Linked DNA regions of Homo sapiens: region 2 is linked to region 1. A link is a contact called in ENCODE POLR2A ChIA-PET data. All regions are on one chromosome and are shown on one strand. The core of a region is the stretch at or near the end of the contact, and the rest is flanking DNA. Distances in the headings are between cores, read along the strand shown. Region 1 overlaps TCF7L1 (transcription factor 7 like 1). Region 2 holds the start of PTCD3 (pentatricopeptide repeat domain 3).

Region 1 (4,805 bases), core at 1,690-4,189:
CAGGCTGGTCTTGAGCTCCTGGACTAAGCAATCTGCCTGTCTGGGCCCCACAAAATGCTGGGATTACAGGTGTGAGGCACTGCGCCTGGCCTGAGAGCATGACTTTCACATTTTGAAAGAAGTGGGGAGCTGGACACGTTGATTGTGGGGAAGGACATTTTGGCCAAAGAAACACTAGTGTAGTATGCCTGGCATAGCACGTGTGAGGACCCACGGCAGGCCAGTGGGCTGCAGCAGAGAGGAGAATGAGGGTCTGTACGGATGGGTCAACAAATACTTTCTGAGCTCCTGAAAGTGGTGTGCTGCAGGCTACGAAAAATGTGAAGGTAAGTCAAGAGTCTCTGCAGGGCAATAGGAGAGAGAAAAGACTCTGGGACCTGGAATGTGCTTTCAGGTCCTTCTGAGCAATGGTATGTTTCTGAGGTCTTTGCAAGTAGGACAGGATTTGTCATTCTTGGGATAAGCCTTTCCTTACCCAAACTCTTCTTTTCCCACTGTTTGCTGGCATTAAGGGTGGCAAAAGACAGCCCTAAGGTTACCTTTATTTTTGTTCCTTTGGCATTTGCCTTTTTTTCTCTTCTGCATGGGTGCTTGAAGGAAAACATTTCTAAACCCTTGCAATTTGAACTGTTTTTAGGATATGTCTAGGTGAATGTCAATTTTCATTGAGTTTTATAGAATTCAAAGGAGCTCTTTCAATCCATAAATTCAAGTTTTTGTTTTTAGAGCCCATTTTAACTTTCTTAATTGCCTCTTTTCCTTCAGTTTGGTCTCTTCTTTAGAAACACTATTTGTAGAATGGTTTTTAATTTTTTTTCTCTGTATCTATCAGCGACTTTCTCATCACAGTTACAAATGGCACAAATGTGACTTGCCACAATGTCAACTCCAGTCTATACAAAGACGAATGGGCTGGGAGACATGAGTAAGAATTTCAAAGACGCTGAAGCTCAACAGCAGAAATGAACAGAAGGAACGATGCAGGTGGAAAACCATCACTGCCTGCTAAAACTAGTGGGTGAAAAATTGATGAGAAATAGGGCATTGGCATAGCCTTGGAGCCTCTCCCTACAAAACACTTATTAATTACAAAGGGAAAAATTGTTACCCTAGGGTGGAAACGTTTGTCAGATACCACCTAATCCAAACAGTTGATGCTAACATCACTAATACTGGGACAAAGGCAGACTGTAGGGCTACCTCCTGAAATGAGGTAACGAGGATGCAACTTTAGTGCAGTGACATTCTGGCCAAAAATGCACAATCTGAATCTAACCATGACGAAACATCAGACAAACCCAAACTAAGGGACATTCTACAAAACAGCTGGCCTGTACTTCTCAAAAAATGTGAAGGTCAAGAAAGACAAAGACAGGCTAAGGACCTCTGCTGGATTCGAGGGAACTAAAGAGACATGAGGGCTACATGTAATCCATGATGCCAGGTGGAACCTGGGACCAGGAGAAACACATGGGCTATCATGGACATTATTGGGACACGGCCAAAAGTTCAATCTATATTGTGAGTAAGATAATGACATGAAAAGTTAATGTTACTGGCTGGGTATGATGGCTCAAGCCTATGGTCCCAGCATTTTGGGAGGCCGAGGCAGGTGGATCATTTGAGGTCAGGAGTTTGAGACCAGCCTGGCCAACATGGCGAAATCCTGTGTCAACTAAAAATACAAAAATTAGCTGGGCGTGGTGGTGGGCACCTGTAATCCCAGCTACTCAGGAGGCTGAGGCAGGAGAATCACTTGAACCCAGGAGGCGGAGGCTGCAGTGAGCCGAGATCGTGCCGCTGCACTCCAGCCTGGGCGACAGAACGAGACGGTCTCAAAAAAAAAAAAAAAAAAAAAAGTAAATGTTACTTTCTTCATTTTGAGGACTGTACTGTGATTATTTAAGAGAATGCCTTTGTTCTTAGATAATATAGCTAAAATATTTAAGGGTAAAGGGTCACAATGTTTCCAAGTTACTCTCAAACTTTTCAGAAAAGAAAAAACAGAGAGAGAGAGAGAGAAAGAGAAGCACAAAGCCCAGGGGAAAAATGTGTGAATCTGGATAAAGGTTATATGGGAGTTCCTTGTATTATTCTTGAAACTTTTCTGGGAGTTAAAATAATACCCAAAAGTGGCCAGGCACGGTGGCTCATGCCTGTAATCCCAGCACTTTGGGAGGCCGAGGCGGGCAGATCACCTGAGGTCGGGAGTTCGAGACCAGCCTGACCAACATGGAGAAACCCTGTTTCTACTAAAAATACAAAATTAGCCGGGCATGCGGGCACATGCCTGTAATCCCAGCTACTAGGGAGGCTGAGACAGGAGAATCGCTTGAACCTGGGAGGCAAAGGTTGCGGTGAGCCAAGATCGCGTCATTGCACTCCAGCCTGGGTGACAAGAGCAATACTCCGTCTCAAAAAACAAAACAAAGCAAAACAAAACAAAAGTTATTACTGTGTATTAAGAATTACAATCAGTATTGAGGGTAGTACAGAGCACCAACAGGATATGCTATGGGTTTTGGAGTTTTCTGCATCTACACAGGTATACTGGTAAGAAGATGGAGAAGTTATGTAGAATTTTATTTAAAAAAATTTTTTTTTTCAGACAGGGTCTCAGTCACCCAGGCTGGAGTGCAGTGGCCTGATCATGGCTCACTGCAGCTTCAACTTCCTGGGCTCAAGCAATCCTCCTACCTCAGCCTCCCGAGTAGCTGGGACTGCAGGTATGTGCCACCATGCCCGGCTAATTTTTTTTATTTTTAGTAAAGGTGAGGTCGCACTATGTTGCCCAGGCTGGTCCCGAACTCCTGAGCTCAAGTGATCCTCCCACCTCAGATTCCCAAAGTGCTGGGATTACAGGTGTGAGTCACCGTGCCTGGCTGTATGTACAGTTGTAAAAGGGAAATTCCAATGAATATTTTTGAGAATTGGCATGTTAAGCAGCGTCAGGTTTCTCAGCTCAAAGCTGGGGCAGAGCTATTGATGTTCTTTCAGAGAGCATCCAGCACTGGCTCAGCAATCAATAATTTGACATGAAACTCTCCAGTTTGCTTCTGAGAGTGACCCAATTTGCAATGCTAAAACTGGGTGTTTACCATTACTAGTGCAGACAATGTCCCTATGCCAGTGGTTCTCAAAGCTCAGTCCCCAGACCAGCAGCATAAGCATCACCTGGAAACTTGTTAGAATGCAAATTCTCAGGCTCGACCTACCGCGACCCACTGAATCAAACTCTGCAAAGTGTGATTCACCCAGAGTTGAAATCATCCAGAGAGCTTTTAAAATTCCCAATGCTCGGCCAGGCGTGGTGGCTCACGCCTGTAATCCCAGCACTTTGGGAGGCCGAGGCGGGCACGTCACAAGGTCAGGAGATCGAGACTGTCCTGGCTAACATGGTGAAACCCCGTCTTTACTAAAAACACAAAAAATTAGCCGGGCGTGGTGGCGGGTGCCTGTAGTCCCAGCTACTCAGGAGGCTGAGGCAGGCGAATGGCGTGAATCCGGGAAGTGGAGCTTGCAGTGAGCCAAGATCGTGCCACTGCACTCCAGCCTGGGCGACAGAGGGAGACCCCATCTCAAAAAAAAAAAAAAAAAAAAAAAAAAAATCCCAGTGTTCAGGCCACACCTAAATTCCATCAGAAACTCTAGGGGTGGGGTTCAGCAATCTTTGTTTTAACAAGTTCCCCAGATGACTCCGATGCCTGCTCAAGAGACCCACCAACCGGATGATAAGGAAGATGCTGCCAGTGTCTAAACAGTATTGGTAGGGTCCTTCTAATACTGAGAAGACGACAACCAAGAGAAATTCTAATTTTGATCCTACTGAAGATGCTAAACTCTGACAGGAAGTACTTGGACACGAGACTGTTAACACTTGCAATAATTTATTTCTGTTTAGAGTATGTTCTACATTCTTGAATCTCAAATGCTAAACAAGATCAATAGGTCAGGATGTAGCCATGTGTTTGCTTTTACTATTTATTTATAATTCTCTTTCCTTCCCTTGCCCCATCAGTATTAGACTTGCCCCTACGTATTAGTCTGTTCTTGCATTGCTATAAAGAAATACCTGAGACTGGGTAATTTATAAAGAAAAGAGGTTTAATTGGCTCACAGTTAAGCAGGCTGTACAGAAAGCATGATGCTGGCACCTGCTCGGCTCCTGGGGAGGCCTCAGGAAACTTTTAATCATGGAGAAAGGTGAAGGGAAGCAGGCGCATCTTACTTGGTGGAGGAGGAACAAGACAGAAAGAGTGGGGGGAGGTCCTGCACACTTTTAAATGACCAGATCTTATAAAAACTTGCTCGCCATCACAAGAATGGCACCAGGAGATGGTGCTAAACCATTCATGAAGGACCACTCCCGTGATTCAGTCACCTTCCACCAGGCCCTACCTCTAACATTGGGGATTACAGTTAGACACAAGATTTGGGTGGGGATACAGATCCACACCATATCACCTTATGACTTGCTCTGACCAATGGAATATTAGTGGACATGAAATGAAGTGAAAGGAAGCTTTCAATCTGCTTCCCTTCTTTTGTATCTGCCACATGCCATGAGAAGGACATGACCTGGATAGCCACTGGTCCTGGGATAAGAGCCATGTGGAGAAGACCTGAACCTCCCCCTTAACAAGCTAAAACAGCCACTCCAAGTGACCCACAGGTCCATCAGTGGAAAAAGAAATGTTTACTAATGTAAGCCACTGAATTGTTTGTTACACAGCATTATGAAAGAAATAGTTGACTTGGGCTGGGTGTGGTGGCTCATGCCTGTATTCCCAGCACTTTGGGAGGCT
Region 2 (4,805 bases), core at 1,646-4,145, 810 kb before region 1:
CTGGCGAACCCGAGTCTTTAGGTCACATAATTTTAAGACCTAGCTTTTTGAGGGGCCACTAAATGCGTTCAATAGGACTACACTGTAACAAGCACTTTTGTGAAGTTTTAATTCCTGCATATTCAACAAATGTTGAATAAATGAGATGAGGCAATTTGTTCAAGGATATATCCAGTGAATAAAAAAGCTAAATTTTGCTGTCCACACCATTTACTTTATTTTTACCTCATTAGAGATAATAAAGACAGTAACTGTCTGCTCTTGAATCATATGAGAGAACTTCCTTGAAAAAAATTATTCTAATGATGATGTTCATGTATAACCATGTATTATTAACCACGTAAATAGTAACCCACACTAATTCAAAATCTCTTTCAATTGTTCTTTTAAGTAAATCTCATTGCTCATTCACTCACTATTCTCCACCTTTCCATTTTTTGTCCTTTAAACTCCTAGCTTCTCCCCGCTCAGCTACTCTCTTCAAGAATGCTCTCCTATTGCTCTTCCTGTCACTGTCTCCTTACCTAACCCTTACACTTCTCTCATAGTAAGCACTCAACCATTTGCTGAATGAACACTGATAGAATACTTACCAAGTTTTCTTTTTTGGAATTACTACTTCTTCAATCCCTAATGTAAAAAAGAAAACATGAATCAGTTTCCTAGTACTACAATGGAATCCAACGTGTTGATATAAAAATAGAATTCAATATATTTTAAAATATACCTGTTACATCAGTTCCTTCAACCTTTGAGAGGGTTGCACTACCAGAATAAAATCTGCAAAAAAACAAAAGCCTTAAATCTAATAGTCATTAATGAAGTACCCAGCTCACCTCCACCTATGTGTACTTTGAGCCCAAATTCTCCAATTATCACGGATTAAACTGGATAACTCATGTCAATGAACGCTGAGAAGACAGTCTGTACACATGTTCAATATCATTAAGGAATGGATACAAGATATGGACAAGACTGTCAAAACTTTTTTTTTTTTTTTTTTAGAGACAGGGTCTTGCTCCATTGCCTAGCCTTTAGTGAAGTAGTGCAATTATAGCTCACTGAACCCTTGAACTCCTGGGCTCAAGTGACCCTCCTGCTTCAGCCTCCTGAGTAACTAGGACTACAGGCATATGCCACCATGCCCGGCTAGACAAAAGTTTTGGAAGCAAGCAATCTCATTACATAAATGGCAGAGAGGGAGGAAAGTTTTTAATAGCACTTGAACAATCTGGTTTGAAATGAAGAACTTTCAACTTCAGGAACCCAAAACACTATGATGTTTAAAAGAACAATTCAGTGAGCTCTTGCTTCTATACAGATACTGCCCTGATCAGAAAGGACTACCTCACTTAAAGCAATTACAACATAGGGAAGATGACCCATGGCTTCTCATTCCACTTCTTTCAACAATCAAGAATGTACCAAATACATAAGGCCTGATTTAGACTTGGAATTGCTGATATTTTCTATTTTCAGAGGTTCAATATGAAATCCTTTTTAAACCAAAATATAGAATCATTGGCCCATGACTGAGTTTTTAAGTGTTCTGTTTAAGTGTTCTGATCACACTAAAAACACAGTCAACACACCACAGATAATGTGACGGTTAGTATTATCTTGTGTTTCCCCTTACTAAATGGCATCAGTAACATTCAGAAAATTGTCAAGATGTGATTGCACAGACAGATACTTCCTCCAGTAGTATCTGGTTTCAGGTATCATTTAAAACAAGAATACCCCTCTACGTTAAGGACATTTCAGAAAGAGATCAACTCTTTCAAGTTTCTGAGATCAACTCTTTCAAGTCACACTATTTGTTTCTCATGACCTTAAAACAGAGATCACAGTTATTTTGAGAACGGATGCTGAGGAAGAGATTCTGCTTCAGGCAAAGAAAATGAGTAGAAAAATGCTAACGATGGCTACCAGGAAACGGAGGACTGGCATTGAATGGCAGCACAAAGGTTTCTGCAGTATCAGATGGAGTGGTTTCTCTTTCTTGAGGGGAACTAAGGGAGAGTACATATAAAAACATATTGTAAATTACATACCCCACTTATACCTCACAAACTTTTCGGATGGTTATTACCAACTCTAGTCTGCAGATGAGGAAATCTGTCTATTATCATCCAATTAAGTGAATGGCAAACACTAAACCTAAAATTAGGCTTTTAGCAAGTTTTCACTACAAATTACTGCCTCTCATATTCCCACAATGCCACTGTTTGTACTGAGTGAAAAAAAAATTACACAGATAGGTCATACATGTTCCAAGCTATAACTATCACAGATCAAAAGGGCATAGTCAGATCTTTTAGACTTTTCTGCTTTTACGAAAACCTGATAACTTCTTTAGCCAAAGTCCCCACGGTGGCGACCAGAGACTGCCTTTTATTTGGGAAGATCTTGTACGTTCTCCTCGCTCCTCCTGATTGGGTTAAAATGAGTAATGGCGGATAATTTTTAATTTGGGGTAGTGTTGCTAATAGCCACACTCACTGGAACGCAAGCTTCATGAGAGCAGGGTCCTAGCTTTGCGGATGGTGTTAACTACAGAATATTGCAAGCAACCAATAAGTATTTCTCTAATGAATAAATGCGTTGCGAATCCTATTTCAAAGGGCCACCTCCGCGTACCTGGTCTTAAGGGCACGCGACCGTTAAGGGCGCGCATGAGCAAACCATTTCATCGTGCCTACTTCCACAGCCAGCTGGGAAACATAGGACTAAGGTGACTCCGCGGTCTTCTTCGCGGATACCCTAAGCGTCTCTTACCTGCAGCTGCGTGCCTGTTCACACAAACCCGCCCGCCGACCCGTCAGCGGCTGGCCAAGCCTGCTGCGGAGGCCCAGCCAGCGAACAGCAGATACAACCGCCATCTTTGATTTCTCTGCAGAGCATGTTGGGAAAGCGTGCCTCGACCTTCAGGAAGGTGGGGCGCAGTGGGCGGGGAGCAGGGAACAGCTCCGCTATTGGCTGAAGCGGAAGAAGACGAAAGCAATCATAAAATGGGAGGTTGCAAGCTCATGGTTTGAAAGACTTCGTCACGGAAGCTAAAAGCTCTATACACCCGATTTGCCTCGGAGGAATTTTCCTAAATGATTATTTTGATGTCTTATATATCTTTGATTGTTTTCAAAACAAAAGAGCGAGCAGAGAGTCGTACAACTATTTGTTCCCCCCCCATGTAGAAGTGATCTCATCCACGTAAATGTCGTTCCTGCGACCGCTTCCGCGCGCAAGCGCACGTTGAATCGCGTGGTGACTCCGGGCTTGAGGTTGAATTAAGAATAGTCAGGTGGTGAGTGGAACGTCTCTTGGGGTGTCGGAATTCAAAACGGACCTGGAGGATGTTGATCTCCAAGAACATGCCCTGGCGGCGGCTGCAGGGCATTTCCTTCGGGATGTATTCGGCTGAAGAGCTCAAGTAAGGAGTTGGTCGGGTAGCGTGCCCAGCCTGGATCTTGAGGTCGGCGCCCTAAACTACGATTCCCAGAAGCGCTTTTGCCCAGTCTATCCTCTTGAGTCCAGGCTTGTCTGGCGCTTGTCCTGCTGGGAGCCGTAGTTCTGGGAACGTTCCTGGGCCGGCGTGGACTGCCTGGATAAGAGGCCGGTGGTGCTGGGGGAAAGAGTTTGCGCTGAGGTAGGGGAATATAAGGGTGGGGAGGGTCCTGGTCTGCAGCGTTATCATCTGCCAGTCTCCTCGTTAACTAACAAGCATTTGTGGAATTAACCATAGTGTACCTGACATGGTTAATTAGGCACGTAGTAAGTTTCCTCTTGTTTGTAAAATGATTGTCCTTCAAGTGTCAGTTCAGGCGTTAACTTCTCTTTGCTAGGACCCTGCTATATTCTCGGTCTGGTTGTTAAATCAAGGGAACTCTCTTTAGTCTTCATTTTGATCAAGGTAGCATTTGACATTCTCCAATGCACTCTCTTGAAACTTTCCTTTCTTCCAGAACCTTATTTGTCTTCAAGTTCTCCTATTTTTATGACAAATACTTCTACCTCCCTCTCTTCCTCTATCGATCTATAACCTCACAAACATTTATTGAGCATCCAGTTTTTTCCAGGCACCAAGCTAGGCGTTAATGACACATTGGTGAGCAAGGTCTGTACCTCATTTTACTCCTTAAATGTTGATGTTCTTCAAGATTCTATTCTAGTAATGTTTTCTTCATGGTAAATATTGTCCCTAGACAATCTCACCACTTTCATGATTTATAGTCTCAAATTTAAATCCCCAACGCAAATTTATTTCCCTGATTTTCAGACCCATTTGTTCAGCTGTCTGTACATCTTTAATTGAATTTCACACAGAGATCTTAAATGCATATCAAAAACTCAACATGGCCTAAATGCATATCAGAAACTCAACATGGCCGGGCACGGTGGCTCACGCCTGTAATCCCAGCACTTTGGGAGGCCGAGGCCGGCGGATCACGAGGTCGGGAGATCGAGACCATCCCTGGCCAACATGGTGAAACCCCGTCTCTACTAAAAATACAAAAATTAGCTGGGCGTGGTGGCGGGCACCTGTAGTCCCAGTTACTCGGGAGGCTGAGGCAGGAGAATCGCTTGAACCCAGGAGGCGGAGGTTGCAGTGAGCCGAGATTGTGCCACTGCACTCCAGCCTGGCGACAGAGCAATACTCTGTCTCAAAAAAAAAAAAAAAAAAACTCAACACGGCATCCCTCTTCAAAGGGAGGGGTTACTTACCCCTCCAAAATGGTGTACGTAGTGCAAAATAGTCACTAGAAACTGGAAAATTATTCTAGATCTCTCCTGACATATAACTTATT

The links. ChIA-PET counts read pairs that join two places held with the same protein, here RNA polymerase II (POLR2A).
Region 2: POLR2A ChIA-PET joins it to region 1 with 12 read pairs in PC-3. The contact joins the promoter of PTCD3 here to the enhancer-like site in region 1. POLR2A ChIA-PET finds 5 or more read pairs at or near these places in 2 of 52 experiments (BJ and PC-3).

Annotation. Positions count from the first base shown.
Region 1 is chr2:85,292,830-85,297,634 of GRCh38, reverse strand. All of the region lies in intron 4 of TCF7L1 (transcription factor 7 like 1), which reads right to left. Among named protein-coding and RNA genes, the nearest start is that of TGOLN2, 33 kb to the left of the region's middle. RefSeq lists an enhancer at 2,585-3,256. Within about 2 kb of position 2,939, at least 3 of the 41 ENCODE cell types and tissues checked have a DNase peak (open chromatin) inside an H3K27ac peak, as active enhancers do; they include PC-3, where a contact is called at or near this core.
Region 2 is chr2:86,104,325-86,109,129 of GRCh38, reverse strand. It overlaps PTCD3 (pentatricopeptide repeat domain 3), which reads right to left and starts at 2,895. Exons shown (of 24, transcript NM_017952.6): 1 at 2,779-2,895; 2 at 728-780; 3 at 594-630. The coding sequence starts at 2,882. POLR1A (RNA polymerase I subunit A) reads left to right here and starts at 3,244. Exons shown (of 34, transcript NM_015425.6): 1 at 3,244-3,430. The coding sequence starts at 3,354. RefSeq lists enhancers at 2,585-2,844, 3,225-3,434, 3,635-3,724.